Linked DNA regions of Homo sapiens: region 1 is linked to region 2. Evidence: chromatin loops called from intact Hi-C (ENCODE). Cell type or tissue: CD4-positive, alpha-beta T cell. All regions are shown on one strand. Each heading gives the region's core, and the rest is flanking DNA. Links, peaks and the distances in the headings are about the cores only.

Region 1 (15,455 bases), core at 4,355-12,354, 380 kb after region 2:
GTGCAAATAGGAATTTCTAAATGCTGATTCTCTTAGTGATCACTTATATGTGTTAGGTTCCACAAACCACTTCCAAAATACACAGCTGAAATAAACATTGCTTCTGTCTTTGAGGATTTTATCTCTAAATAGAAAGGTTGGGGGAATGATTGGAAGCAAGATTTCAAGTGCCATATAATTGAGAATGCACAGCTAACTACAAAAGCCATCATTCCATAACTTTTGCAACACTTCGCACCGCTCTCTACCACCACATGGCTGTCCCCAGATTCATCCGAACATCCTTGGGTTTTCTTTGCCACACTCCCCTGCTGCAGTCAGTCCGTGCCTCCCTGATTGGTTGGTTGGTGTGGCATTTGGTGTTGCTTGCACGAGGTGATGGATGCTTGTCTCTCCTCTTTGGCTGCTTGGAGCCAAAATACAAAAGTGCTGGTTAAAAGGTGATTTATCTTCCCTAATGGTACCATGCATTGTAAACAGGGCTTCTACTCTGTCTTCACTAGACTTTATGATACTGTTGTGTGTTGTGCCATTAAAGATTGTTGTCATAACAAGGAGAATCAGAGGGTAGAACATAGTCATAGGCCTTAAAAGGCTGTTTTCTGAGCCAGCGTCACGTGGTGACTTTGGGGTTCTCACTGGTCAGGCATCTGTTTGGACACATTGTGCTGTGGGTCACCAATAAAACTCGATTAGGTTCTCCTTTCTCCTTCCTTCTGTGCATTCTTATTGGGATCCAGAGAGTGCATGGTGTTTTTTTCTACCTGCCAGAGGCACAAATGTTTGTGTCTTCATTCAGAGGTGAGCAGCTGTCAGGCACGAGGTGCATAAGCATCCAGCCCCTGCTCCCCTGGGGCTGGCTAAGCCCAAGTCCTTTGCACTTCTAGGAAAAACTCCTGCTCCTTGTGTGTACTTTCCTCTCAATGCTCATTCCCGTGCCCATCTTTCTAAACGGCATCACTAGATCAAGATTTGGCCTCCCGTGGCCACTCTGGGGTATATTTGATTTAAACAAAATTCCTCAATTGAGAGGTGCCTTAACAAGAAAGGAAATAAGATTTCTCAGGCCCAGTGAGTAGTAGTTGTTGGTTGGTACGCAGAGGATTCCAAATGACATTTGGAATAAAAAATCTTCTCATTAGTCCAGGTACAGTGGCTCATACCTGGACAGCCAGCATTTTGGGAAGCTAAGGCACAAAAATCGCTTCAAGTCAGTTTTAGTCCAGCCTGGACAACATAGGAAGATCCAGTCCTTACCAAAAAAAAAAAAAAAAAAAATATATATATATATATATATATATATATATATATATATATATATAAATTAGCAAAGCATAGTTGTATGTATCTGTAGTCTTAGCTAATCAGTAGGCTGAGGTGGGAGGATCATTTGAACCCAGGAGTTGGAGGCTGCAGTGAGCTATGATGGTGCCACTGCACTCTAGCCTGCATGACAGAGTGAGGCCCTGTCTCCAAAAAATTTAAAAAATATTGTCCCAAAAAATACTTATCTGACCAAACATAATGGGCAACTCAGCAAACTGAAGCAACAACAAACTAAACTCATCTTCTTAGGAAACCCTCCCCTTCCTTGTCCTCCAGCTGACACTTATATACAGGGGTCCTTCCTCCCCTTTTCCATTCTGATCTCTTTCCTGCTTTACCTTTGTCCTCTCCTCCCTCTACTTCTCCTTGTCCAGACCCCAAATCCTCCCAACAACTTTCCTAAAACTCCAAATGCCCAGTTGCTTCTAAAGTTCCTTTTGTCCTGTGGACAAGTTGTGCAGGCAACTGTAGAAGTTAAACTTTGGACCTAGCTGAATCAAGACCTACAATTAAAAAAAATTTTTTTTAACCAAGAGGAGACCAGTGAATATTCACAGAAGATTACAGAATTATTTTGAGTGCACATGACTCAAGAGTTACCTGATGCTATGGACCAAATGCTTTTGTCCCCCTCAAATTCTTATGTTGAAATCCAGTCCCTTATATGATGGTCTTTGGAGGTGAGACCTTGGGAGGAGGTGATTAGATTATGAAACCAGAGACCTCATGAATGGGATTAGTGCCCCTACAGAAAAGTCTCCAGAGGGCTCCCTCATCCCTTCTGCTATGTGAGAACACAGTAAAAAGATGGCTGTCCATGAACCAGGAAGCCAGCCCTCACCAGACACTGAATCTGCTGAAGACTTGATCTTGAACTTCACCATCTCTAGAACTGTGAAAAATACATTTCTCTTATTTATAAGCCACCCAGTCTTTGGTATGCTGCTTTAGTAGCCCAGACTAGCTAAGACATCTGACATATCAAGTGGCATACATAATTTCTGGAAACTCTGATGCTAAATTCTTGATGCCAAAAGGTGGTAAGATCTGACTCAGAAATGAATCCATATGAGCCTTCCTTCCACAATAAATCTAAGAGTCAAAAAATGCCAAATATAGGTCAAAGACCTCTAAAAGCCATACCTGAAAGATTTACAATAATGATTGTAATTTAATCACACAAACAACCACAGCAAAAAGATGAAACTCTGAGGTATTTTCAGGATAGCCTCAGCAATGCTATCTGACAATATAGAGGGGTAAAGAAGACATGGAAATTTTCATTAAAAAGTCAAATTCTTTATTTGAAAGTTATTATATAAATTTGAAATCTTATCAATATGAATAAGTGTTTGGGCAGGATGGAGGCATGGAGACCCCAGGGCACAGCTGCTAGTCTTGGAGGCTTTGGGACCTGTACCCTATGGAGGCTGCACCCCCTCCAGATACCTCCGCCCTCCTGACAGCCAGAAAGAGCCTGTTTTGGGCAGCATATTGGAGGACCTGTTGCAGGAAGTCAGGGACCCCGAACAGAGGGACCGGCTGGAGCTGTGGCAGAGGAACATAAATTGTGAAGATTTCATGGACATTTATCAGTTCCCAAATAATACTCTTATAATTTCTTATGCCTGTCTTACTTTAATCTCTTAATCGTGTTATCTTCATAAGCTGAAGGATGTACGTCACCTCAGGACCACTATGACAATTGTATTAACTGTACAAATTGATTGTAAAACATGTGTGTTTGAACAATATGAAATCAGTGCACCTTGAAAAAGAACAGAATAACAGCAATTTTAGGGAACAAGGGAAGACAACCATAAGGTCTGACTGCCTGCAGGGTTGGGCAAAAACAGCCATATTTTTCTTCTTGCAGAGAGCCTATAAATGGACGTGCAAGTAGGGAAGATATTGCTAAATTCTTTTCCTAGCAAGGAATATTGATATTAATACTCTGGGAAAGGAATTCATTCCTGGGGGGAGGTCTATAAATGGCCGTTCTGAGAATGTCTGTCCTATGCAGTTGAGATAAGGACTGAGATACGCCCTGGTCTCCTGTAAGTACCCTCAGGCTTATTAGGGTGGGGAAAAACCCTGCCCTGGTAAATTTGAGGTCAGACTGGTTCTCTGCTCTCGAACCCTGTTTTCTGTTGTTTAAGATGTTTATCAAGACAATATGTGCACCACTGAACATAGACCCTTATCAGTAATTCTGCTTTTGCCCTTTGCCTTGTGATCTTTGTTGGACCCTTATCAGTAGTTCTGTTTTTTGCCCTTTGAAGCACGTGATCTTTGTACCTACTCCCTGTTCTTGCAGCCCCTCCCCTTCTGAAATCCTTAATAAAACTTGCTGACTTTGAGGCTCAGGTGGGCATCATGGTCCTACCGATACGTGATGTCACCCCCAGCAGCCCAGCTGTAAAATTCCTCTCTTTTTACTCTTTCTCTCTCTCTTTATTTCTCAGCCAGCTGACACTTATGAAAATAGAAAGAACTTACATTGAAATACTGTGGGGGGGGTCCCCCGTTAAGGACCCTAGCCCAGATGCTCAGCTGAAATCAGACCTCAGTCCCTGAAGAAAGAGGTGGCCTCTGGGAGCAGGAGGAGCTGCTGGAGTCCCACCCTGCCTGCTCCTTCACCTCCTGTCAGGAAGCCTGCCATGAACAAGGCAAAGCCTGCACCAAGTATGAGAAAAAGGGGCAGTTCCCAGACACACGGGGTCAAGCCTGTCCCCTGGGAAGCCTTTCAGAGAGGCCCAGGAGCTGGGGTCGCATGCTCTGCTCTCCATCTCCGTGACAACTCCTATGTTCAGGATCTGGAGGAGCACGGGGCTTGGGGACAGGGGCCTCACCAATTGCTGCTTCTCTTCAGCCTCCTGCTGCAGGGCTGAGGCGAGAGGTTGCAGCAGATGCTATGATGTCAGGTATCTCCTTGCTGGACTGATTCTCACAGTCCCAGGACAAGGGCAAGAAGGCTCTGGAGGTGGCTCTAACTGCAGCACTGTAACTGGAAGGTTCTCATCCCATGCTGACACTAACTCAACAGCTAGCACTGGAAATGCTCCTACTTCTGGATATGGATCAGAGCTGGGAAAAGAGATAGGATTACCATCATCGATCACTTTGCACTGGTCTTTCCAAACACCAAAGTGAACTCACTGAATTTAGGGGAATTCCAGCCCCAAAATCCCACACCTCAGAAAATCTTCCAGACTGCAGCCACCTCACTATCTGCCTCTACCTCTCCCTCTATCTGATGGGCTCCAGAGGCTTCATCCAGGCAAGAAAAATGTGCAGATGCTGCGGCAGCTTTGATCCAGGCCACTTGACCTACATGTAGGTCACCTTAGGCTTGAAGGATGGAAAGCTTGGGGGCTGAGAGAAATCTACAGAGTATTGATCTGGCCAAGTGGCCAAAATGAAAGAGAAGGTGCTGGGGGCAGGAAGTGGGCATCAGAGTCAGAGGCCTGGTCTTTCCTCCAGCACGGCTCATCCACAGCACCTGTGTGCTGCTGCCTGTCTAGAGGACAGCCCCATCCCAGTCCAAGCCCTTTGTGCTGTCCTGGCAGGGACAGACCTGGTCATAGAGCAGGACTTTACAGACAATTGTGGATCTCAGCTACCCACTGACATTCTCCTCCTGTAGGCCCAGGGCACACAGCTTCGTGTACCTGGGCACCAGGACTGTGGCTCCAGGCAGGCGTGTGAGCAGGTGGCTCGTCACTGCTTCAGGTCTGGGCCCCCTGGTGCTGGGGTTGGGAAAGGTGGATGTGGGAAGGAGGAGGACAAGCAGAGCTGGGAAGTGACTGTGCTGGGCATGGGTCTTTTGGGGGCCGGCTCTGACTCCAACTCCCCTCTCCTTTGACAAGGACGTGAGGCCCCATCTTCAGCTCACCTTGACTTCTTTCCTCTTGCAGAAGCCCCAGACCTCAGCCATCTTGGAGGAATTATGAGGTGTATGAGATCCAGAGTTCCGTCAGTCTCTCCCCAGCCACAGGCCGTATAATCCCCTCATCCTTTTGGGGTCCCAGGAAGTCCTTCTTCTGGACCCAGAGTCCACCCACTTTAGAGTTGGTCCTGGGATCTGTCATCCTGCTCAGAATCTGGGAGGAAGTGTTTATACCTAGAGGAGGCCAGGAGGGCATTGCATCTCCCACTCTGTGGGCGTGCCTTGCTTTCGATGTCTCCAGTGAGGATCTGACTCCCTGGATAGAATGGAGTTGAGGCCCAGGGGTTGGCATCTGCTTTGTTTGTTAAAATATGCTAGTCATCTATAAAAGTGCCTGCACAAAGTAAATGCTTAACATATGTGTGTTTAGTGAATGAACACCAACCAGAACCTTCCTAGATAACTGAGCGTGCCTGGGGCCTCTCTTCTAGCACGCAGGGACTTGTATTCATAGACTGTATAAAGAGCATTATCCCAGCAAATCCTCAAAAACACACCCTCATTTTAGAAATGAGCAAACACAGGCTTTTGGATGTAAGAAGGCAGCTCCAAAACTGCTCACGGGAACTACTGTGTGACTTTCCCTCTCAACTCCCCGAGGCTTGGTCTGCGCTGACACGGAGGAAAAGGACCTGGGGAGGCCTTGTTTCCTCCTCTGTTTTAGAGACAGTGACACAGCAAAAAACTAGAAGAACCCTTTGGACTTAAAGCCAATAACTGCTTCTTTGTTTAACATAAAGGCAGTCTTGAGAAACAGCTACCGCAATTGCAGACCCGGCAAAGGGCCCAATGCCAGGAGACTCATTGGGTGGGAGAAAGAGCCCATCACAGTGCCACGGATCTGAGCGATGACTCAGGGAGGAGAAAATCCAAGTGGGGACTATACAGCCGAAAGGTGACACACACATATCAGCAGGGAAGCTGGAAATGAAAGGATCAATGGAATTTTATTTGTCACGCAGACACCGGATTGACAAAATATTAGAAGACTTGACACCCAGGGGTGGCTGGATGCTGGGAAGCAGCTACATTCAGGACTGCTGGTGGCAATGTATCCACAACAGCCCTTTTGGAAAGTCATCTGACTAAGCCATGAAAATGTCATGTATGCATATTCCTCACCAAGTAACTCCTTTCCTGGGAGTCTGTCTTCTGCAAGGCATTAGTATATGTTACAGGATGAATTTTGTCTACTCTTCAAAGTTCATGTTCATGTCTAACACCAGTGCCTCAGAATGGAACTGTATTTGGACATGTGGTCCATAAAGAGGTGACACAGATTACGTTCATTAGGGCGGGCCCTAATGCAATATGACTAAAGTCCTTATAAGAGAGGCAGTAAGGACACAGTGAAGCACCAGGGAAGGCCCTGTGACCCAGAGAGAGCTGGAGACCATCAACTAGCCATGCAGAGAGGCCTCAGAGAAACCAATGCAGCCCACAGCTCCATGTCCAATTTCAAGCCTTCAGAATTGTGAGAAACTGCATTTCTGTTGTTAAAGCCCTTCAGTCTGTGGCACTGTATCATGGAAGTGCTAACAAACTGTCATGGCCTATTCTGAAAAGCATCAGATACCGCTACAAGATAGCTGATGTCGAAATAGAATTTTATCATGTGAGGCTCCGGCAGCATTGAGAGGCCTCCCTTATTGAAAGTTATGAAGACATATGAGGACACAGCTCCTCTCCGATGGTGCTATGGGGGTGAGGTCTCTGAGGTGACATATTGCAGACAGATGCATAGAGCAGCTGAAGGCTCTTTTTGTGTGACACCCCCACCCTTTGTAAAAAAGAACCTCCCCAGTAAGACTGACAGCTTGTAAGGTTTGGAGGCAGTCTGGCAGGACAGTGGAGCTGTCTGCTACAGGAGACACCTGGGGTAGGTTGTTAAAACAATAAAAACAGCAGCAACATGCAAAGATAATCATAGCGTTGTGTAAAGTGAAAACAACACAAAAGCACTTCCTCTGATCTTCCTAAAAGTAGATGAGCAGGGACTTTCCACCTAAACAAGTTGCCACTGGGTACTAATGGAGGCCAGATTCCTTTGGGAGGGGACTGTGGGTCACTCAAGTGGGAAAGCCGAAGGACAGAGCCCAGGGAGTCCCCATTTGTGCGTCTGAGTCATGGGCCACCCTGGACTTCTTGAGTCTCTGTCTGTGGAGACCCCTCTGTGCCTGCTCTCACCCTAGCCCAGCACTGGCCGTGGTTGATGGCATGTTGCACCTGCCCTTCGTTCAAGGAGATGGTGTTGTTGAACCCATCTCCTGCATGGAGCTCTGCAAAGAGAGTGCCTGGCATCAATGGCCTGCCTGGCTCTTTGAGGTTTATTTTATAAAGCTAGTAATCCCAATCATGAGAATTCCACCCTCAGGACCTCATTACCTCCCACCTCCTAATATCATTACATTGGGGGTTAGGATTTTGCCATATGAATTTTGGAGGGGGGAGATATTCAGTCTATTGCAACTGTTATGCTTTTATTATCCCCAAAGCTGCCATTTTTCTGCTGTTCACTCTCTTCTGTTTTTCCTCCCCCAATCTCTCAGTCTCTTGTTTCTCTCTCTCTCTCTCTCTCTCTCTCTCTGTCTCTCTCAGTCTCCATTGCATTCCTTAAACTGGGGAAGCGAGTTCTGCTGTTATGAGGTGCTCTATGTACAGGCTTACATGGCAGAGGCCAAGGGAGTGCCCAGGCCAAGAGACGGGGAGGAATTTACGCCCTCAGTCCACACTGAGTCCTGCCAATACCCACATGAGTGAGCTTGGAAGTTAATCCTTCCCCAGTCCAGTTTCAGTTGAGACCACAGTCCCAGCCTCAGGAGAGGCAGTGAGGCAGAGGCATCCAGCTAAGCTGTGCCCAGATTCTGCTGGACACAAATTGTCAGATATTAAGTATTTGTTGCTTAAAGTTGCGAAGTTTGGAGGCACAATGTTGTCAAAGACAAGCAGATCTCTACCCTCATTTCCCCCGACTCCTCCCTCCCTCTGCTCCTCTCCCCCCAGCCTCCCTGCAGCCACACTGTCCCCTTTCTAACCTCCTCTGCCAAACTCAGGTCCACCTGTGAGGCTGTGCCCCAGGGTGGCTTCTTTCTGACACCGCTGTCCCTGACTTGGGCAGCGTTGGTCCCCCATTGTCATTCTGGCCATGGCATAAATGTCACCTCAGTGAGGCATTTGGATTCTCCCCACACAGTGACTCCCCGGCCCTCCCTCCCGTCATCCTACCGTATTTTTATCACAGCACCTGCTCTTTTCTTTCATGTGGACTTGCTTTAGTGGTTCTGTGCAGGTCTCCTAAGACTGGGCTCCTGGGGTGGAGAGGGACTCCTTTGCCATTTTCAGCACCAATGCTGAGCCCACCAGGCCACCTGGCACAAGGTGAGTGCTCAGGGCAGAGTCGCTGAGTGAATAAGTCAGCACGGGGAGAAAGTGATTAAACCCCTTCCTGCTTCCGTTGTCCTCATAATGTGGGGATCATTGATACTAACAGGAGGTGCCTTTCTCAGGAGGCTATCCCGGAGCTCCACCTGCTCCAGCAAAGCTCCGTGGGCACCAGGGACATGGGAGGCTGCTGCCCCCTGGTGACCAGTACTAGCACTGCAGCCCCAGGCAGGAGCATCACAGAGAACAGGCACATGCATTTGGACTTTATTAAAACTAAGAACTTCATCAAAAGATGCCTTCAACAAAATAAAAAGGCAAGAACAGAGTGTGAAGAAACATTTACCATTTTTGTGACAAGAGCCTGACATGTAGGATGTGGGACTAACTCCCATCAATTAAGAAGAAAGGCGACACACTGGGGAGAATGGGTAAACAATCCGGACATTTCCCAAAGAGTGGCCAGACAGCCAACAGGTGTAGAGAAAGGTGCTGCACATTCTCCGTCATCAGGGAGATGCAGATTAAAACCACAATGTGATACCACTATGCAATGGATAACATTTTATTTGAAAAACAACATCGAGTGTTGCTGAGGGGGCTGAGCGACTGGGACTCTCATATGCCGCTGTGTGTGTAAACTGCTACAAACACCCTCAAAAGCCCTTTGATAATATTTTCTAAAGACGGACATATACATTCTATGGCCCCACAATTTGACTCAGGTATAGATCCGTTAGAAATGCCTGCATCTGTTCACCACGCAAAAGAACGTCCACAAATGGCCAGAACTATGACAGTTAAGGGAGGTAAATTCTCAATAGCGGAGCTGTGAGTTAATTTAGTTTCTCCTTAGACTATTTTTCTCTTTTCTACAATACATCATTATTTAGCACTTTTCCAAACTGGAAACAACTCGCATGTACATCAATAATAAAAAGAATACATGAAATATATATATACAAAAGTCCTAAAATATGATATTGCATATATAGACGCATATAATAAAAGCTATACAGAACTGAAAGTGAACTATAGCTGCCTTTAGAAATACACGTGAGACTTTCAAATATAATAAATTATCCTGACAGAGTTTATTCTGTACCATTTCATTTAATAAAATTTTAAACTAATATTAAAATTAAAATATTAAAATTCTCACTTCAGAAGTGAGAATATTTGTTATCACTGGAGACTCTTCTCCAGCGCAGTGGCCTGAGATGACAACATGAGGGAACTCCTAGAGGGCTGACGATGTTCTGTTTCTTATGGGTACTGGTTACTGGGTGCACTTGCTTTGGACAATTCATTGAGCCACGCACTTATTATTTCCATATTTTTAGGCATACGAAATGCTATGCTATGCTATGCTTCAACACACAAATTCACAGAATCAACCTAAATGCCCATAAATGGAAGACTGGATAAAGAAAATGTGGTGCAAATACACCATGAAATACTATGCAGCCATAGAAAAAGAATGAGATCATGTGCTTTGCAGGAACGTGGGTGGAGCTGGAGGCCATTATCCTTAGCAAACTAAGACAGGAACAGAAAACCAAATCCTGCATGTTCTCATAAGTGGGAGCTAAATGATGAGAACACATGGACATGAAGAGGGGATCAACAGACAATGAGGCCTAGCAAAGGGTGGAGGGTGGGAGGAGGGAAAGGAGCAGAAAAAATAACTATTTGGTCCTAGGCTTAGTACCTGGGTAATGAAATAGTCTGTACATCAAACCCCTGTGACATGAGTTTACCTATAAAATAAACCTGCACATCCACCCCTGAGCCTACAATAAAAGTTTTTTTAAAAAAACAAATTCAAGCAATTGGATCTGGACTTTCATTTTTCTGGTTAATCCCAAGGCCAGCAGGCATAGGGGTTGGTTCAAGACTCTGGCATCGTAGCATCTAGATTCCTGTCCTGGGTATCACCACTTCCTATCTCAGAGATCTTGGCCACGGTACTAACTCTCCAAGCTCCAGTTTCATTATCTGTAAAAGGAGTTAATTATGCTTCCCATTTCATAGTTATTCAGAGGATTAAATCCTCACAAGAAATACTAGCTCTTGCGGGACTTCATGTTGTTTTTTGTTCTATGAACTATGGAGAAGACAGATGATGACCTGTGGTAAAGGAAGGAGAAGCATGAGGTTCAACCCAAAGATGTTGTCAAGGTGAAATGTAGACAGGGCCTCTTGGCTTGAACCGATAAATACAATCTATAGTTGTAAATTTTGAGGCCATCCATTAATAAATCCTCCATTCCTCCCACCTTTGTCTATAATTTTGTTAATAACGCTCGATGACATCATCAATCAGAAGATAGCCCAGGGCAGGGTCTCCCCTGAAATTCTCCCTCCAGGTGACAGTGATCCATTAAGCAGCCTGCTATGTGGCAAGAAGGAAAACGGGTTTGGATGTGTGTTGCTGCCACAGCAGCAGCTAAGAGCCCCAGGGACTTGGCTGCTGGCAGCATCCTCTACCAGAGTTTTCCTTCGACAGTGAGAAGACTCCCGGAGTCCTTAGGAGCCAGGATCTGGCTGTCGGGAGACAGCATTCATTCATGCATTCATTCAGTCGTTCTTCATTCATTTGAAAAAACATATTGAAGTCTTCTACAGGCTAGATGTGCTATGTCCTTATAATAAAGGTCAATAGGACACAATGCCTGCCCTCAAGGAGCTTGCCTGTCTAATAGAGAGTAATATCACAGCCAGAAGGACTCTATGAAAGAATCCAGCCAGGTCATGCCACTCTTCTGCTCAATACTCTGCGATGGCTCCCATGCTCCTCAGAGTAAAGTTCAAGGTCCTTCCCACAGCCCCATAGGACCTGGCCACCCCATAGTTCTTGTCCACCCCCCGTCCTCTCCCCTGCAGCCGCACCGCCCTCATTTTCAAACACAGCAGCCAAGTGCGCGCCTGCCTCCAGAACCTTGCACTGTACTTGTCTTTTTTTGTCTAGATGCTCTTCCCCCAAACACCTACCCTCCCTTCCTTGCAAGCCTTTCCTCGGAAGACACCTTCTCAGGGAGGCTTTGTCAAGCCCCACCCCATCTAAAATTTCAACACTCCCCAGCACTTCATATCCTCTTCCTGATTTATTTCTTCTTCTCAGGACATCTTCCTCTCTAATATTCTCTACCCTACTTACTAATCTTGTTTAATTGCCATCTCTCCCACCAGCATGTAGGCCTCTGAGAGCAGTGGGGAGCTGTGGATTATTTTGATGTGGTTTTGTTTGTTGTACCTAGAACACTTAGATTAGTGACTAATACAGTATATAGAAACTGGGAAAAGGAAGGAAGGGAAGGGAAGGGGAGGGAAGGGAAGGGAAGAGGAGGGGAGGGCATGTTCTCCTTACAACTCGATCCGACTCCCCTAGAAGAGGGGGCAGGGAAGGAGGGCAAAGCTAGGAGAGTTGAAGAATATTAAGAAGAGAATAAGGTAGCCAGAGTTAGCAAATAAAAATATAAAATGCCTAGTTAATTCTGAATTCCAGATAAAGAACAAATAATTTTTTAGCATAAGTATGTCCCAAACTAAGAATGGCACAAGACATATTTATGCTAAAGAAATTACGTATTCTCTAATAATAAATTATTTTCTCCAATGCACATTGATTTTGCATACTGTATTTTATCTGGCAACCCTAAAATAGAAGGACTACCCCCGTACTGCTTCACTCCAGCTGGACTCTTATCCTCTGTGACTACTCTCCTACCTTAGGAAAGATCCAAGTGGCCCCTTTCCTCCTCATCGCCATCCCTTGCCCTGCACATCTCGTTTTCCTGTGTCGCAGCAAGTCCAGCGCCTCCAAGACTTGGCTCTTCTCTCCCTCCTCAAACCCTTAAAAGAAAGGGCCAAGTCTGAACTCTTTGCCTTTGAGTCGTGGAGACACCAAAGATATTTAGGTTATAAGTCAAAGGGGAGAGGGAAGTCACATAGGTCCCACGGGCCTCAGACCTGCCACGTGTCCTCTCCCTAAGTCTCAAAGCTTAAGAAGACAAACCTTATGCGGCAGGAAGTGTTGGTTATAGCTGTTTTGCCACTCCTTCTGGTTATGTTATTTCTGTTCTTCTGATACTACAGCCCCCCTAGGTCATGAATTTCTCTGTCCATGCTAAGTTTAATATCTCTGCTCAAACCTTGTTAAACTGCCTCCAGAATAGGAAACTCTTCTTCCTGGCCTCATAAAGCTTGGAGCCCTCTCCAATGTATGTTACAAAATTTCTCTCTAGGCTTCTCAGAGGATTATAGGCTCCGCCTTAAAAAAGGCAAACTCTGGACACTCTGTGGAGTAGAATGGCCAAAGTTTAGAGTCAGGTGCACCCCCGCCCCCAGAAGGGTCACTGAACCTCGCAATTGTTCAGACTGTGTGGCGGGTTGTTGCTGGAACTCCCGGTCACCCCGATCAGTTTCCCTACATTGATCAATGGCTGAGTTTGGTCCGGAGCCCTCCTCCACGGCTCCGCTCATGCGCCATTCATAATTCTACCTCCAAGGTCCTTTTGAGCCAGACCTCACTTTCGCCTCGACCCTCAGCCGGCTCGGCTCCTCCTGTATTGCCTCCTTGTGAGGAAGAGGAAAGTTTCCTTCACCCAGTTCCACCGCCTTATAACCCTCCTGCTCCCTCAGAATGTTCTCTTGTCTCCTGCACTACCTCCCCTGTGGGCTCTCCACCTATTGCCTCCTGATCGCGGCCACGGCAGGAGGAGGTAGCCCCCCTCCTCCCGCTGAGGAGGCACAAGTCCCTCCGGGCGATAAGCACTCAGGCCCATTCTTAGTTTATGTCCGCTTCTCTACTTCTGACCTGTACAACTGGAAGACTCATAACCCCCCCTTTTCTGAAATGCCCCAGGTCTTGACCTCACTGATGGAGTCCATGCTCCGGACTCACCGGCCCACCTGGGAGGACTGTCAACAGCTCCTTTTAACCCTTTCCACCTCTGAAGAGAAGGAACGTACCCGAAGAGAGGCCAGAAAATATTTCCTTACATCAGACGGTAGACCAGAGGAGGAAGCTCATAACCTCCTAGAGGAGGTTTTCCCTCTACCCGGCCTAATTAGGATCCAAACTCCTCAGGCAGGAAGAGAGCTTTAGATGATTTTCACCAGTATCTCCTTGCGGGTATCAAAGGAGCTGCTCGAAAACCCATAAATTTGTCTAAGACATTTGAAGTTGTCCAGGGACCTGATGAGCCACCGGGGGCGTTTTTGGAACGCCTCCAGGAGGCCTACCGGAGTTACACCCCTTTTGACCCGGCGGCTCCCGAGAATAGCTGTGCTATTAATTTGGCATTTGTGGCTCAGGCAGGCCCTGATATTAAAAGAAAATTACAAAAACTGGAAGGATTTGCTGGAATGAACATTAGCCAACTTCTAGAGATAGCCCAGAAAGTTTTTGACAATCGAGAGTTTGAAAAGCGAAAACGGGCAGCTCAGGCAACTGAAAAGGCCGCCGATAAGGCATCCAAAAGACATGCGAAAATCTTAGTGGCGGCCATCCAGGAAGCCAAGAAGGAAAGGCCCCCATCACAGAGGAATGGCCAGGGAACCCCAGGTCCCCGCCAGAAAGGCAAGAAAGGCGAGCAGGCTCCCCTGGAGAAAAACCAACATGCTTATTGCAAGCAGACTAGACACTGGAAAAAAGAATGCCCATTAAAGCCAGAGGAAAAACCAGAAAAGAAAAATTAAGTCCTCACCCTCCCCGCAGCGGAGGAGTCTGATGACTGACGAGACCGGGGCTCCTTCTCTCTTGGCCCCCAGCAGCCCACGGTGACCGCCACAGTGGAGGGCCATGGTGACGTCCGGTAGCCTACTTGTCTTAAGAGGCTAGACCCTGTGGCCTCCACCAAGTAGCCAAGTTGTCTGTGAGCAGTAGCAGCAACAGCGAGCCTGGTCCAGGAAGCTGATAAACTGACTCTGGGCCAAAATTTAACCCTTACAGGTCCTCATGCTGTAGACACTTTACTATGAAGTGCCTCTGGCAAATGGATGTCAAATGCCCGCATCCTGCAGTATCACAGTTTACTGTTAGATCAGCCTCATTTAACTTTCTCTCCCACAAGATGCTTAAATCCAGCTACCTTGCTCCCTGACCCAGACCTTACCACACCTGTCCATGACTGCCAAGAACTGTTAGAGACTACGGAAACTGGCCGACCTGATCTCCAAGACGTGCCTTTAAAGGAGGCGGATGCCACTGTGTTTACAGACAGTAGCAGCTTCCTTGAGCAGGGAGTTCGAAAGGCTGGTGCTGCCATCACTACGGAGACGAATATACTGTGGGCCCAAGCACTGCCAGCAGGTACCTCGGCACAGAGGGCTGAGTTGATTGCCCTCTCTCAGGCCCTCCGATAGGGTAACGACGAACGTATTAAAATTCACACTGACAGCAGGTATGCTTTTGCTACTGTGCATGTACATGGAGCCATCTACCAAGAGCATGGGCTACTCATCTCAGCAGGAAAGGCTATCAAGAACAAAGAAGAAATTTTGGCCCTGCTTGAAGCTGTTTGGCTCCCTCAACAGCTGGCTGTAATTCACTGCAAATGACATCAAAAAGAAGACATGGCCATTGCCTGTGGTAACCAAAGAGCAGACTCTGCAGCCTGGGAGGCAGCTCAACTCCCAGTCACGCCTCTGACTCTGCTGCCTGCAGTGTCCTTTCCGCAACCTGACTTACCAGATCACCCAGAATACTCCCCAGAGGAGGAAAAATAGGCTTTGGATCTTCAGGCCAGTAAAAATCAGGAAGATTGGTGGATTCTTCCTGATTCCGGAATCTTCA
Region 2 (14,905 bases), core at 2,847-10,846:
GGTCAGGATAAGAAGACAGAATAAAGGCGAGAACTGGAGAGAGCTCAGCAGTGGGTGGGGATGGCAACTGGACCTCTGGAGTGTCAGCTGGGAGAGTGGATGCTGGAGGTAGAGGAGGAAAAACCCAAAAATTTGTGAATGAGAGCTAGACCTGTGTGGTAAAAGCTTCCAATACTTCTTCCCACACAGAGGGCTGCCTTCAGTGCATACATCAGGTCACTGAGGTAGGACAAGTTAAGACAATCTTTTTATTTTATAGCTATTATGAATGCCTAGGGACTCCAAAGAGAAACTTTGTATAGTAACACCCAGTACAAAGTATGTAATCCAGGAAGTGACCAGCCCGATGTGTGCTATGACCCCTTTGAACCTCCCATGATCACAGTCCTTGAAGTAAGACTAAGAACTAGTCGTTCTCTAAGTGACGCAAGTAAAGTAATAGCTAGAACAGAAGAAAAGGGGTCCCCAAAAATGTAACCTTAAAATTTGATGCCTGTGCTGCTATTAATAGTAAACAGCATAGGTTAAGATGCGGTTCTCTAGATTAGAAAAAAAGTTACGCAGCAGAAAATAAGTACATCTGTCAAGAATCATATTTATGTGAGATGTGTCAATACTGGTCTTGTGTCATTCATTTAGGCTACTTAGAAAGAAGATAAAAAAGATCCTGTTTGGCTCCAAAAAAGGAAAAGTCAGCCCCTCCTGCATGAGGAGGAGCTGCAGCCCTTTAGAATTGATAATCACAAATCCCTCAGACCCAAAGTAGAATAAAGGAAAATATGTAACATTAGACATTGATAGAAAAGGACTAGATCCTAGTGTAAATATCCTAATAGAAGGAGAGGTTCAAAGATGCTCTCCAGAACCAGTATTTCAGACTTTCTATGATAAACTAAATGTGCCAGTACCAGAGACTCCAGGAAAAACCGGAAATTTGTTTTTGCAGTTAGCCAAGCATGTAGCCCAGTCTCTAAATGTCACTTCATGTTATGTTTGTAGAAAAACTGTAATAAGAGATCAATGGCCATAAGTAGCCCGAGAATTAGTTCCTACAGACCCAGTTCCTGATGAATTTCCAGCCCAAAAGAACCACCCTGACAATTTTTAAGTTCTAAAAGTCTCAATTATTAGACAGTATTGTATAGCTAGAGAAGGAAAAGGATTCACTCATCCTGTAAGGCAGCTTAGTTGTCTTAGGCAAAAGCTGTATAATGATACCACAAAAACAGTTACATGGTGGAGTTCCAATTACACAGAAAGAAATCCATTCAGTAAATTTCCAAAGCTGCAGGCTGTTTAGGCCCACCCAGAATTCCACCAGGACTGGATGGCCCCCACTGGGTTATACTGGATATGTGGACACAGAGCTTATGCTAAGCTGCCTGATCAGTGGACAGGTAGCTGTGTAATTGGCACCATTAAGCCATCTTTCTTCTTACTGCCCATAAAAACAGGTGAACTTCTGGGCTTCCCAGTCTGTGCTTCCCGTGAAAAAAGAAGCATAGCCATAGGTGATTAGAAAGATAATGAATGGCCTCCTGAAAAAATCATACAATACTATGGACCCACCACTTATGCACAAGATGGCTCATGAAGATATCAAACCCCCATCTACATGCTCAACCGAATCATACAGTTACAAGCTGTTTTAGAAATTATTACTAATAAAACCAGTTGAGCTTTGACTGTTTTTGCCTGGCAAGAGACTCTTATGAAGAAATGCTATCTATCAAATAGATTGGCTCTCGACTACTTGCTAGCAGCTAAAAGAGAGGTCTATAAGAAATTTAACCTTACTAATTACTGTCTACACATAGATAATCAAAGGCAAGTAGTTAAAGACATAGTTAAAGATATAACAAAACTGGCACATGTACCCGTGCAAGTGTGGCACGGACTCAATCCAAGAGCCATGTTTGGAAATTGGTTCCCAGCAATAAGAAGATTTAAAACTCTTCCAATAAGAGTAATAATAGTAATAGGAACTTGCTTACTGCTCCCTTGTCTGACACCTGTATTTCTCCAAATGGTAAAAAACTTTGTCGCTACCTTAGTTCACCAAAATGCTTCAGCACAAGCATACTATATAAATCACTATCGATCTATTGCACAAAAAGACATAAGTAGCAAAAATAAGAGTGAGAACTTCCCCTAATAAAAAGTGAGAGTCTCAAATGGGGGAAATGAGGGAAGAGAGAGACCCTCTCATATTGTTTTATATTGTTTTATACTCAGTACCTGTTTTAAGAAAAAAACAACAAGAAAGTAAAACCAAAGACAGGCAGCCCAGCACCAGGCCCGAAACCAGGCCTGGGCCTGCCTGGCCTAAACCAGATTTCATTTGTAGATTGCATTGTTCATGCTTGGCTAAAGCAGAACAGTATTATGGTGCAACAGGCACTAAAAAGAACTATAGGAAGATGTGAGTTTGGAGGAGTACATGGGAGCCTCATCATATAGTAACTTGTGAACCACAGGGAAACCTTCACGTTTTACTGAGTGAGATAGGTAGTTGAAAATTAGTTAAAAATCAACTCATAACTTAGAAACCGATGTTATTCATAGATTCCAGACATTGTATAGAAGAACATTGTGAAACTCCCTGCCCTGTTCTGTTTCTCTCTGACCACCGGTGCATGCAGTCCCTATCATGTACCACCTGCTTGCTCAAATCAATCACGACCCTTTCATGTGAAATCTTTAGTGTTGTGAGCCCTTAAAAGGAACAGAAATTGTGCATTCGGGGAGCTCAGATTTTGAGGCAGTAGCTTGCCGATGCTCCCAGATGAATAAAGTCCTTCCTTCTCCAACTTGGTGTCTGAGAGGTTTTGTCTGCGGCTCATCCTGCTACAATATAGTTTTTGTTTCTCATATAGTTATTAATTTGTCTAAACATTTCAATAGATGGCAGGGTCCTTTTTAGTCTTCTGATTCTGGGTTTTATTAATAGTTGTACTTACATAAAAAAGCTTTATGTAATTCTATCAATCGATTAAAAAAAGAAGTTGGCAAAATTCAGCAAACATTTATGATTAAAACTCTTGGAAGCCTAGGAATAAAAGAGAAATTACCTTAATTTGTTAAAGACTATCTGTAATAAACTACAGATAACCTCATATTTAATGGGGAAAGATTTGAATGCTTTCTCCCTAAGATTAGAAAAAAGGCAAGGTGGCCACTCTTGCCACTTTTATTGAATATCACAATAGAAGTTTTATTTAGTGCAATAAAACATGAAAAATAAATAAAAGGCATACGGATTGTAAAGAAAGAAATAAAAAGATTTCATTTGTAGATTGCATTGTTCATGCTTGGCTAAAGCAGAACAGTATTATGGTGCAACAGGCACTAAAAAGAACTATAGGAAGATGTGAGTTTGGAGGAGTACATGGGAGCCTCATCATATAGTAACTTGTGAACCACAGGGAAACCTTCACGTTTTACTGAGTGAGATAGGTAGTTGAAAATTTGCCATAAAGACTTACATCGTTAGACTTACATTTTTATAAATTCATTCTAAATAATGTGTGCAGAATAGACTATGGGGATGAGGAGACAAGTACAAGGACACTGGTCAAGAGCCTATCACAATAATCAGGTGAGAAATGAAAATGGCTTAGTTTGGGTTGGCAGCTATTTTTAAGGTAGATATATCTTTACCTTAAAAGTAAGCTATAGGGTCTTGCTATGTTGCCCAAGCTGGTCTTAAACTGGCCTCAAAAGGTAGAGAATATCTGGATATACTCTAAATTTATCTAGATGTATTGGATAGGTAATATGAAATGAAAATCAACTAGTAAGATGTATTCGATAATGATAATACTGAGGGAGAAGCTTGCATGAAGTAAAGACTAGGCTTTCAGCTTGAGTCATGTTAAGTGTAAAGTGCCTATTAACTATCATTGTAGGAATGTCAGGAATCCAGTTAGATACTTTAGGCTGGAAGTCAGGGGAGAGGCTAGGTCTAGAGAAATAAATGTGATTGTAAGCAGCCCATAGATGAGACCAGAAGACATTGCCTAGGAAGTAAGCACAGATAAGAAGAGGTACAAGGACTGGGGTATTCCAAACTTTAGGGGGTGGAAAAAGGAAAAGGAACCACAAAAGAAAGCTGAGAAGGACCACTGCAAAAAAAAAAAATAATAATAATCTGGGGTGGGGAGAGGGTTTCTTTTAAAGAAAGAATATCAGGGAGGAAGCAATCAAGTATGTGAAATTCTACTGATAGTTGAGTACGGTGAAAACTAAGAAGAGATTTTTTTTTTTTTTTAAATAACTTACTCTCTGAAACCAGGCAAAAGCAAAATTTTCACAGAAGCTTAATAATATGAAGTGGAAAAGCTCTAAGTAGCTTTAATGAAGAGCAGTTAACTCCACAATCAGCTTGTTTGACCAAAGCTTTTAGATTAAGTAGCCAATGCAATTCTGAAGGTAGAAACAGAACACCAACCTTCTCTGGAACCCAGAATAAGTATAAGCCAGAAAATTACCCATTGTTTCTCTTAACAGTTCTGGCTTGAATGTGAAATGGGAAAAGTTCCCTTATCCCCTTGCAGGGTGTGAGATGGGGGTGTGGCTGGCTTCTTCAGTGCCTCCCTGCTCAAACCTCTAGGGGAGCTTACAGGCGGGCAGGCTGTGGGGTTCAGATCCCACAGCAATGTCTAGGGGTGAATGTTTGCAGCTGAAGCCCCAGTAGGCATGTGTTACAGTGTGCTCTTTTAGTTTTGCTCTTCTAGTTTAGCCGCTCTAGGTGCCTTGTGTTAGTCAACTCAATTAGACCCCTGCCTTATCACAAGGACAGTGGACTTTCTGTATCCTGAGGTTCTTGCCTTGGTGTACTGGAAGAATCAGATCACATATGGGCTTGGAGAATGAGTGCAAGGTTTTATTGAGTGGAAATAGCTACCAGCAGATGGGAGAGTCAGAAGGGAGATGGTTTTCCCCTGAAGTCAGGCTGCTCAGTGGCCCAGACTGTCCTCCAGCTGCCCCAGCCAAACTCTGCATTGTTCTGTCAGTCAGTGGCCTACCAGCATGCTGGTGCCTGTCAGTGTGTTCCTCTCAATGTCCAGCCACCTATGTGTTCCTCTCCCTGTGTGTTCCTCCGCTGATGTGCTCCTCTTGATGTCCAGTTGCTTCTGTATCTGCCTTGCTAGGGTCTCAGGTTTTTGCAGGCACAGGATGGGGGCATGGCAGGCCAGGGTGGTCTTGGGAAATGCAACATTTGGGCGGGAAATACCTGTTCTCAGTTAGGTCCGTGAGTGTGGAGCCCTAGCCAGGACTAGCCAGGGTATGGAGCCCTAGCCAGCCATGTTCTTCCCTTCCTAGCACTCCCATATTATTTCCCCTCTCTGAAGAGGTGTATCTAACTGCCATGAGAATATGGACAATGACTGGTCTTAGCTGCTTCCCACTGACAGGGGGCATTCTTTTGGGGTAAACTGCTGTCGGATGCTTCCGAGAGGTCTACCTGGGGGTTCCTAGCAAAGCGGAGCCATCATCTGAGGCTCTGGTTGCCTGAACATTTGGAGTTTGATGGCTTCCAGGCATGAGAGAAAAAACAAGTTTTATAAGGTTAAGTATGCATGGGTTAAACATGTGTATTATTAAAGGAAAGAATTTAGTGCCAAATATTACAGACATAAGAAGAAAATATACTAACAATAACATTGTACCCCAAGTTGTTTCACTCTGTTGAAAGAAATGAAACCTTGCACAGGAGCAAATAAACTTTACCAGAGAGATAACTGTTCTTGAAATATCTTTAGCAACTAACAGGTGTACCCTGGGAATTCTAGGGTTTGTGGGGTTGCATGGTGGCCATTAAAGCTTTTGCTCTTTTGCGTATTTCCTCTCTCTTCCTGGGCCTCCCTGTCTGTATTATAAAAGACCAAGGTAGCCACTTTCAGGAGGTCCTCTAATGTACTAGCTGATCCCAGGGATCGTTTCTGCAACTTCCTCCTGATATCAGGAGCTGCCTGAGTAATAAATTTATACTAGCCTTCCACTATGCACACCTGAAAGTGTGTGCTTCTCCAGTCTTCCATCTCATCATTGGGATGCCATTTAGGGTCATTCACTGGTACTGCTTCTCTTCCAGTTGGAGAATATTCGTCCCCTTCCCTGACGCTATATGTGATACAAAGCTCATTCCTAAATCTCTCTGCTGCTTGCAGAGTGGACTGTTTCTCAGTGTCCATCAGGGTCTGATTCAAAAGTAACATAATGTCTTTTCAAGAGAGTTCAAATATTTGGGTGAAATTCTGGAGAGCCTCTATCTATAAGGGTCATCTGAAAACCTGTCAATATCCTCCTTAATTTGCTTTAAGTCCTGTAGGGAGAAGGAGACCTGGACCTTACTGGGCCCAAATTCACTGGGCATCTGTTGGAGGGGCAGGAGTGAGACTGGGGCTTGTTTAGAGTGAGGATTTCTAGGAGGGGGCAAGTGAGAGGCTGAAGCTGGATAGGGAGGTTGGGATAGACCTGGAGGAGCAGGGCTTGAGGGAGCTGGCTCCCCTGTTGGGGGTGCCTCTGGGACTCATATCTTTAATTCTCTAGGCTTGCCCCTTGCAGCCTTCCCTAAGATGGCAAACAGGAGGGCTAGATCTATCTTACATTGTTAGCCAAGGTCTCGATTGCCTTGCAAGATATAGAAAGCCTGCATATATGTGGCCTCAGACCATCTGTCCTCATGTCTGCAGAAAAGTTCCAACTGCCAAGTGGTATTGAAATGAATGGTTCCTTCCTGAGGCCAACTCAGTCCTTCCTGTAAATCATAATTTGGCCAACCCTTTGTGCGTAGGGCTATGAGGTGTTTTTCCTCCAGATTCTGAGGGTCAAAGCCGTCCCAATGGTTCAGGATACACTCCAGAGGAGTATAAGCTGGAAGTGGTGAAGAGAACTGGTTGCCCATTCTGAAAGACAGGGAACAGAGGTGTCCATCATTCTCTTCTTTCAGCAAATACTCAGGGTGTGATGGAGAGAGAAAGCCAGTGTCCCCCTTCACTTTCCACCTTTTGTCCCTGAGACCCAGTGACCTTGACCTTGGCAAGTGACATAGGTACCAATGCGGTAGGTACCCATGAAGTAGAGAAAATCCGGAGAATAGGAGTTAACTGCCCTTATCTATGCCTTCTTTTCTCCCTGCTGTTGGCAAACTTTGAGTTCCCTGGGCCTGTTTATGTCACGAAGCAAGGCCTCCTTCCATGGGGTGGAGGTTTCAATTGGCAGAAATTGGCTGCCCATTTATATTGTGCCCGTTGCCTGGCTTTGGATCCCTCAGACCTGGTTTTCCTTTTTAGGACCTCAGCCTGAAGCTTGGAATCAAGTTTGGGACTGAAAAGGCGTTTCAGAAGCTGTTTGTGTCCATTTAGAGAGTCTCAAGTATGCCCTGCTGAATTTGCAGTTCTCAGCCAGCAGGGGTCGTTTCACCGTTAACTTCCCTATCAGAAACAGTGTTAGAATGGGGAGCCCTCTCACTTAAAAAACAGAAAAATAGCTTAAGGGGCAAAAATGGGAGAGATTCTGAGGGAAGAACCACTTGCTTAGTGCAAGTGGGCCCTCCTAATCCTTATAACTTTCCCATTCTTCCCCCAGTTCAGACCAGATTTAATTCCTTGGCCAGGGGAGGGAATGTTCCATTGGCACGGCAGGTAAGAAGCACCTTGTACAGTCCTGGTTACTGCCCCAGCTTCCTCCCACCCTCCTCGTGGCTGCTGAACTTGGCCTTTGCCTGCTGTGGGCACACCCAGGCACCCGAAGTGGGAGGAAAAAGGGTAACGGGAGGTGCCCTGAGCCATGTGTACCTGTGGCTGTCGACATGGAGGCATACATGGCACCTCCAGGAACAATTGGTCTGACTTGCATCTTTGTTGACTGAGCCAAATGCTCATTTTACTTAGTAAAATTGCTGCAGCCTGTAACAAAACTCTTAACACTATAAAGAAAGAGATAGCCATTTTGAACCATGTGAGAGAGAAAAGAGACAAAGAGAAAACAGAGCATCTTACCCACAGAAAGAGAAGTGGCAGGGTTTTGGAAGAAAAGCAGACCCCATAGTTTTGTATTTGCTCATACTCAACTTCTGAGATCCTGGAAAAGCCCCCATTTGAAATGGGAAAAGTTCCCTTGCCCCCTTGCAGGGCATGTGATGGGGGTGTGGCTTGCTTCTTCAGTGCCCCACTGCTCAAATCTCTAGGGGAGCATACACAGACAGGCAGGCTGGGGAGCTCCAACCTCATGGCAGTAGGGCAGAAGTGGAGCCCTAGCCAGAGACCACACCCTCATCTACCTAGCACTTCCCTTCCCCCACTGCATATCATTTAAAGGGACCATGTTCTTCCCTTCCCAGCACTCCCATATCAAATGTATGTGTAAACATTTAAGAAATCTTGGCTTTAATTCTAATAAAATGATAAAATTACTATGTAATTTTAGATGCTAATACTTCTAATTTTGTATAAAACTTTTATAATCTTTATCCTTCATAATTTTTAGATTGGTGAGATTTGCCAGAACTTTAAACTGGTATCTACTGCATGCCTACATCGTAATTTTATTTAGTCATTTTACTAGAATTAAAACTAAAATTTCTGGTACTCCAATTAACCCTTCAGCTTTTTCAAATGAACATAAAATACATCTATGCACATAAATTAGAAAATCTAGAAGAAATGGATAAATTTCTGGACAAATACACCTTCCCAAGACGGAACCAGGGGAGAAATTGAATCCCTGAAAGACCAACCATGAGTTCTGAAATTGAGCCAGTAATAAATAGCCTACCAACCTCCCCAGAAAAGCCCAGGACCAGATGGATTCACAGCTGAATTCAACCAGATGTATAAAGAAAAGCTGGTACCATTCCTACTGAAACTATTTCAGAAACTTGAAAGAAGTGACTTCTCCCTAACTCATTCTATGAGGGCAGCACCATCCTGATACCAAAACCTGGCAGAAATACAAACAAAAAGACAACTTCAGGCCAATATCCTTGATGATCATATGCAAAAATTCTCAACAAAATACTGACAAACTGAATCCAGCAGCACATTGAAAAGCTTATTCACCACGATCAAGTCGGCTTCATCTTTGGGATGCAAGGTTGGTTCAACATACACCAACCAATAAATGTAATTCATCAGATAAATAAAACTAAAGACAAAAACCACATGCTTATCTCAGTAAATGCAGAAAAGGCTTTCAATAAAATTCAATATCCCTTCATGTTAAAAACTCTCAATCTACCTGGTGTTTAAGGAACAGGCATCAAAATAATGAGTCATATATGACAAATCTACAGTCAATATCATATTAAATGGGCAAAAGCTCAAAGAATTCCCCTTGAAGACTGACACAAGACAAGGATAACCTCTCTCACTACACCTTTTCAACATAGTATTAGAAGTTTTGGCCTGGGCAATCAGGCAAGGGAAAGAAATAAAGCATATTCAAAGAGGAAGAGAGGAAGTAAAATTGTCTTTGTTTGCAGATGACATGATTCTATATTTGGAAAGTCCCATCATCTCAGCCCAAAAGCTTCTTAAGCTGAGAAGCAACTTCAGCAAAGTCTCAGGTTACAAAATCAATTTGCAAAAATCACTAGCATTCCTACACACCAGCAACAGGCAAGCAGAGAGCCAAATCACAATTGCTACAAAGAGAACAAAATACCTAGGAATACAGCTAACAAGAAAAGTGAAGGGCTTCCTCAAGGAGAAGTACAAACCACTGCTCAAAGAAATCAGAGAAGACACAAACAAATGGAAAAACATTCCATGCTTATGCATAGGAAGAATCAAGATCTTGAAAATGGCCGTACTTCCCAATGCAACTTACAGATTCAATAGAAAAATACCTATTTTAAAATTTATATGGAATAAAATTTATATGGAATAAAAAAGAGCCTGAATAGCCTGAATAATATTAAGCAAAAACAGCAAAGCCAGAGGCATCACACTACCCAATTTCAAACTATACTACAAGGCTACAGTAACCAAAACAGCATGGTACCAGTGCAACAACAGACACATAGACCAATGGAACAGATTAGAGAATTCAGAAATAAGACCACACACCTACAACCATCTGATCTTTGACAAACCTGACAAAAATGAGCAATGGGAAAGGATTCCCCTGTAAATAGTGCTGGGAGAACTGGCTAGCCATATGCAGAAAATTGAAACTGGGACCCTTCCTTATATCATATACAAAAATCAACTCAAGATGGATTAAAGACTTTAGTGTAAAACCCAAAACTATAAAAACCATAGAAGAAAACCTAAGCAATAACATTCAGGATATAGACACAGGCAAATATTTCATGACGAAGATGCCAAAAGCAATTGTAAGAAAAGGAAAGATTGACAAATGGGATCTAATTAAACTAAAGATCTTCTGCACAGCAAGAGAAACTATCAACAGAGTAAACAACCTACAGAATGGGATAAAATTTTTGTAATTCATGCATCTGATAATGATCTAATATCCAGCACTTATAAGGAACTTAAACAAATTTACAAAAAAAAAAGACCTCATTAAAAAGTAAGCAAAGGACATGAAAAGACATTTCTCAAAAGAAGACATACATGTGGCCAACAATTATATGAAAAAAAGCTCAATATCACTGATCATTAGAGAAATGCAGATCAAAACCACAATGAGACACCATCCCACACCAGTCAGATGGCTATTATTAAAAAGTCAAAAAATAATAGATGTTGGCAAGGTTGTGTTGAAAAAGGAATGCTTTTACGTTGTTGGTGGGAGTGTAAATTAGGTCAACCATTGTGGAAGACAGTATGGCAATTTCTCAAAGACCTAGAGACAGCACTACTATTCGACCCAGCAATCCAATTACTGGGCGTATACCCAAAGCAATATAAATTGTTCTATAATAACTACACACGCACACATATGTTCATTGCAGCACTATTCACAATAGCAAAGACACAAAATCAACCTAAATGCCCATCAACGATAGACTGGATAAAGAAAATGTGGTACATATACACCATGGAATACTATGCAGCCATAAAAAGGAACAAGATCATGTCCTTTGCAGAGACATATATGGAACTAGATGCCATTATTCTTACCAAACTATCACAGGAATGGAAAATCAAATACCACATGTTCTCACTTGTAAGTGAGAGCTAAATGATGAGAACACATAGATACCTAGAGGGAAATAACAAAAACGGGGGCCTACCAAACAGCAGAGGGTGAAAGGAGGGAGAGAATTTAAAAAATAATGGATACTAGGCATAATACTTGAGTGATAAAATAATCTGTACAATAAATCTCCATGACATGTGTTTACCTATGTAACAAATCTACAAATCCTGCACATGTATCTCTGAACTTAAAAGTTAAAAAAAGCAAATGAACATAACTTAATCCCTATTCCTCTCTATATGAAAATTGTGAAATAACTGTGACAATGCAGCAACATTTTCACAAGAAATTGTTCAAGGCCTTGGAGCATAGAATATGTAATATTTGTGAAGAAAGTGTCATAATTATATACAGAAAATATTTATTGGAAGTTCTCCTTGTGCAATTAAAATTCTAAAGATGTAAAAATCAAGTATTTCATATTAATAAAATATTAAAGTACTATGAACTTACCATAAATTTGACTCTGATTTGGCAATTACCTAAAGAAAATACAAGATATGTCTTGTAAACTAAATGATTCATCATTGAAAATAAATGTTAACACATTGTTTAACATCACTAGTTTTCTAGCTCCTTCTTTCAACATAAAATAAGCTTTAATGTAACTTATAAATGTATTCAATTAAAGAGTAACATTAAGGTGGAAAATATCATACATATGTTCACCTTGCTACTAAAACACAATACATAGAATATGTTGAGGTCTCCACTGTAGAATACGCAAGTCAATAAAATCAGCAAATAAAATTGACAAAAGGTGACTATTTCTCATTAAAAAAAGAAAATCATTTACACTTTGTCTTAAAGTTTTAAAGCAGGATATTCCAGTTTTAAGACAAAGAAATGACAAATATGTATACATATATATATATATGCGGGCAAGTGTTCTTTTGACATTAAAAGACCTAGGACAGGCTGAGCTCAGTGGCTCACAACTATAATCCAAGCACTTTGAAAGACCAAGGCAGGTAGATTGTTTGACCCCAAAATTTTGAGACCAGCCTTGGCAACACGGTGTAACTCTGTCTCTACAAAAAATTCAAAAATTAGTCAGGTATAATGGCACATGCCTGTGGTCCCAGCTGCTTGGGAGGCTGATGTGAGAGGATCGCCAGAGTTTGGGAAGCTGAGGCTGCAGTGAGCTATGATCATGCCACTGCACTCCAGCCTGAGCAACAGAGTGAGACCTTGTCTCAATAAATAAATAAATAAATAAATAAATAAATAAATAACCTAGCACAAATTATTTTAAGAGTGTGTGTGTATGTGTGTATATATAAATATTTTTTACAAATATCCTCCAGTAGTATGAAGTTGATTAGTACAATGGAGGAACAACATTTAACAGCTGTCTTATGCCTTAAGGGACATAAATCTTGATTGTCCATTCATAGATATTGTATTTAAAGGAACAATAACTTTACTCTATTCAATTTAGTAGCAACTTCTCCAGAATGGATTGCAGTCAGAAACTGTCAGATCTCTTTTGGGTGAGAACTTTGGAACGTTAAAAATTCTGTCTCTTAAAAATGAATGATGGTCAGGTAGTTGGATGCAGTAATTAGGATTTCTGTTTATTATAAGTAGAGATAATTTTTCTGGGTTGTCTACTAGTTTAGTTATAGAACAAGTCTTCTCTTCCTCTGTGTTGATTGGAACCTTGGCAGATACACCTTCACTGATTTTACTGAAATTTACTGTTCCACTAAAGTAAGGGTAAAAAGAGAAGGAACAGAATAGAAAACTTTCAGTCTTCAGATTTAATGCTACCAACTCATTAGCAGACCCAGTTTTCAGAGTTACTAGAGGAGTAGAGATGTCTACAGATTTCTGACTAATGTCATCATTAGTTTTCTTTTTAAATTATGCTGTGGAGGAAAGTTAGTTATTTTACATAAGAGAGAAAGGGTTTGCTCTGAGAGAAGCAGCATATAACTTTCCACCTCTATATTTTAATGTACCTTTTGAGTAGGGTTAGGAGCAGTGTTGGTGATATGGGTGGGAAGCAGGGAAATACTGGGCAGAAGAGGGCTGTCCCAAGCAAGAGCCACACATCCTCAAGCCTGGGATCACAGACCAAAATGAGAACATGCATTTCCTGCTTTCCCACTCACATGTTGCTTTTTGGCCCACCCCACACCCCATCCTCTACCCATAAAAACCACAGGCCCCATCACCAGAGTGGCAGAGCAGCAGAGCAGCGGAATAGCAGAGTGACAGAGAAAGAAAGAAAAGAAGAAGCAGCCGGATGTCAGAGAGAAGCAGTTTGAGCTCAGAGGGACAGCTTGATGGTGGGACCTCGGAGAAGAGTTTGTCTGAACTCCAGGGGAATACCACCTTCCCATTCCATCCACTTTCCAGCTCCCTATCCCGCTGAGAGCCACTTCCATCCCTCAATAAAATCCTCCACATTCACTACCCTTCAATTTGTTTGCATGACCTGATTCTTCCTGGACGCTAAACAAGAACTGAGGTACCAAGAAGGCAGGTCCAAAAGGCTGTCACCCTGACCCTCCACTGAGCTGTTAAATACTTGTCATCTGTGGATAGAAAAGCTAAAAGAGCACACTGTAACACTCACCCTCTGGGGCTTGAGGGGTCATGGGAACTCCCCTAGATGTTGCCATGGGGCAGCACAGAGTTCTACTCCTGCTGGCACACAGAAGCCCTCATCCTGATCCCTACACCCACTCACCTGTGAGTTTCCCCTCCCATGAGGGGTTGAGAGCTGTGGGCTGAGTAAACAAGCCAACCCCTTTGCAACTCCTGCAAAGAGGCCAGGGAAGTACCCCATTTCATCAACACTCTTGGCAGGTGCCAATGTCCTCTCATCTTTTCTGCTTTTGCAAGAAAAAAAAGAAATTGATTTTTTATGTAGATTTGAAAACTTCTAGGTTTTAACTCCAAAATATTGTTTATATCTCCAAATTTAGCACAAATGGAGTTGTACCAGTCTCTCTCATTCTGGAGTAGGTTTTAGAAGATTAGTCAATGCACCTTCAGCCATGCTCAGTGCACTGTGTGCCTGATGCTTCATTCCTAGGTGAGACTTTGGCCTAGGTGAGTAGTCATTCCAGCTCTCAGTACATACTTTCTTTTCATTGTATTTGAAGGTTTAGGATTGAATTTGTAGTCATCTATAAAATGGATGATTCTTTATACAAGAAGTAGTTGCAATTTTATCAATCCCTTCCAAAGGAGTAAAGAGAGCATCATTACACTGTGCCTTTTGCCTTTTTTTTTTTCCTTTTCTATGTTTGGGTTGATTTAATTTTGGGTTCAATATTGATGAAACAATTAGAGTAATTTCCTTGGAACACCTTCATGATCAGTTTTACATACCTGATAATTTGATCATCTGCCAACTTCCATGACAACATCATTACTTTTGGAAACATCTCTTACATTGATCTCTGTTCTCCTAACCCCATTGTTCATATTATTTCCTGTGTTAATTGGATACTTATTTCATTTCATAATTCTCTTTATTTGAACCCAACAACTTCGAGATTCTTACACAATTGACTACCATCTCTTCGTTGTTTATATGATGTACCATAACATGTGGTTCTCCATCTGTCTTTATAGTTTCTTGTTTTACTCCTTGGAGTTTTGTGAGAAATCTCTAGCACCACTGTCATGGACTTAGGATCTTTTTTTGGAGGGGGCCATATTTATCCTATCTCTTGGCATTGCACTCAGTTCATTTTTATCTATATCTCTTCAATTC

The links. A loop is a pair of places that touch in the nucleus more often than their neighbours do. Peaks named below come from ENCODE experiments on the same cell type or tissue, not always from the same donor. Only the 100,000 strongest peaks of a DNase experiment are listed, where the experiment ranks them.
Region 1: it touches region 2 in a loop (8-fold over the local background); 54 of 110 quality-filtered maps call a loop at or near these places.

The regions. Positions count from the first base shown.
Region 1 is chr12:9,324,725-9,340,179 of GRCh38, reverse strand. It overlaps LOC105369649 (a long non-coding RNA gene), which reads left to right. Exons shown (of 3, transcript XR_007063205.1): 3 at 5,244-5,328. Among named protein-coding and RNA genes, the nearest start is that of LINC02367, 35 kb to the left of the region's middle. In CD4-positive, alpha-beta T cell, for the core only: CTCF peaks have their summits at 8,648 and 8,848 (motif pointing left); a DNase peak (open chromatin) is centred at 8,839.
Region 2 is chr12:9,700,878-9,715,782 of GRCh38, reverse strand. It overlaps LINC02390 (long intergenic non-protein coding RNA 2390), which reads right to left and starts at 12,399. Exons shown (of 2, transcript XR_931347.3): 1 at 11,626-12,399; 2 at 4,865-6,911. It also overlaps a transcript of CLECL1 not described here. RefSeq lists enhancers at 2,234-2,283, 2,334-2,383, 2,394-2,563, 4,978-5,067, 13,562-13,611 and a silencer at 8,135-8,234. In CD4-positive, alpha-beta T cell, for the core only: CTCF peaks have their summits at 7,234 and 7,439 (motif pointing right); DNase peaks (open chromatin) are centred at 7,412, 8,235 and 9,472; H3K4me3 peaks cover 628 bases; H3K27ac peaks cover 1,245 bases.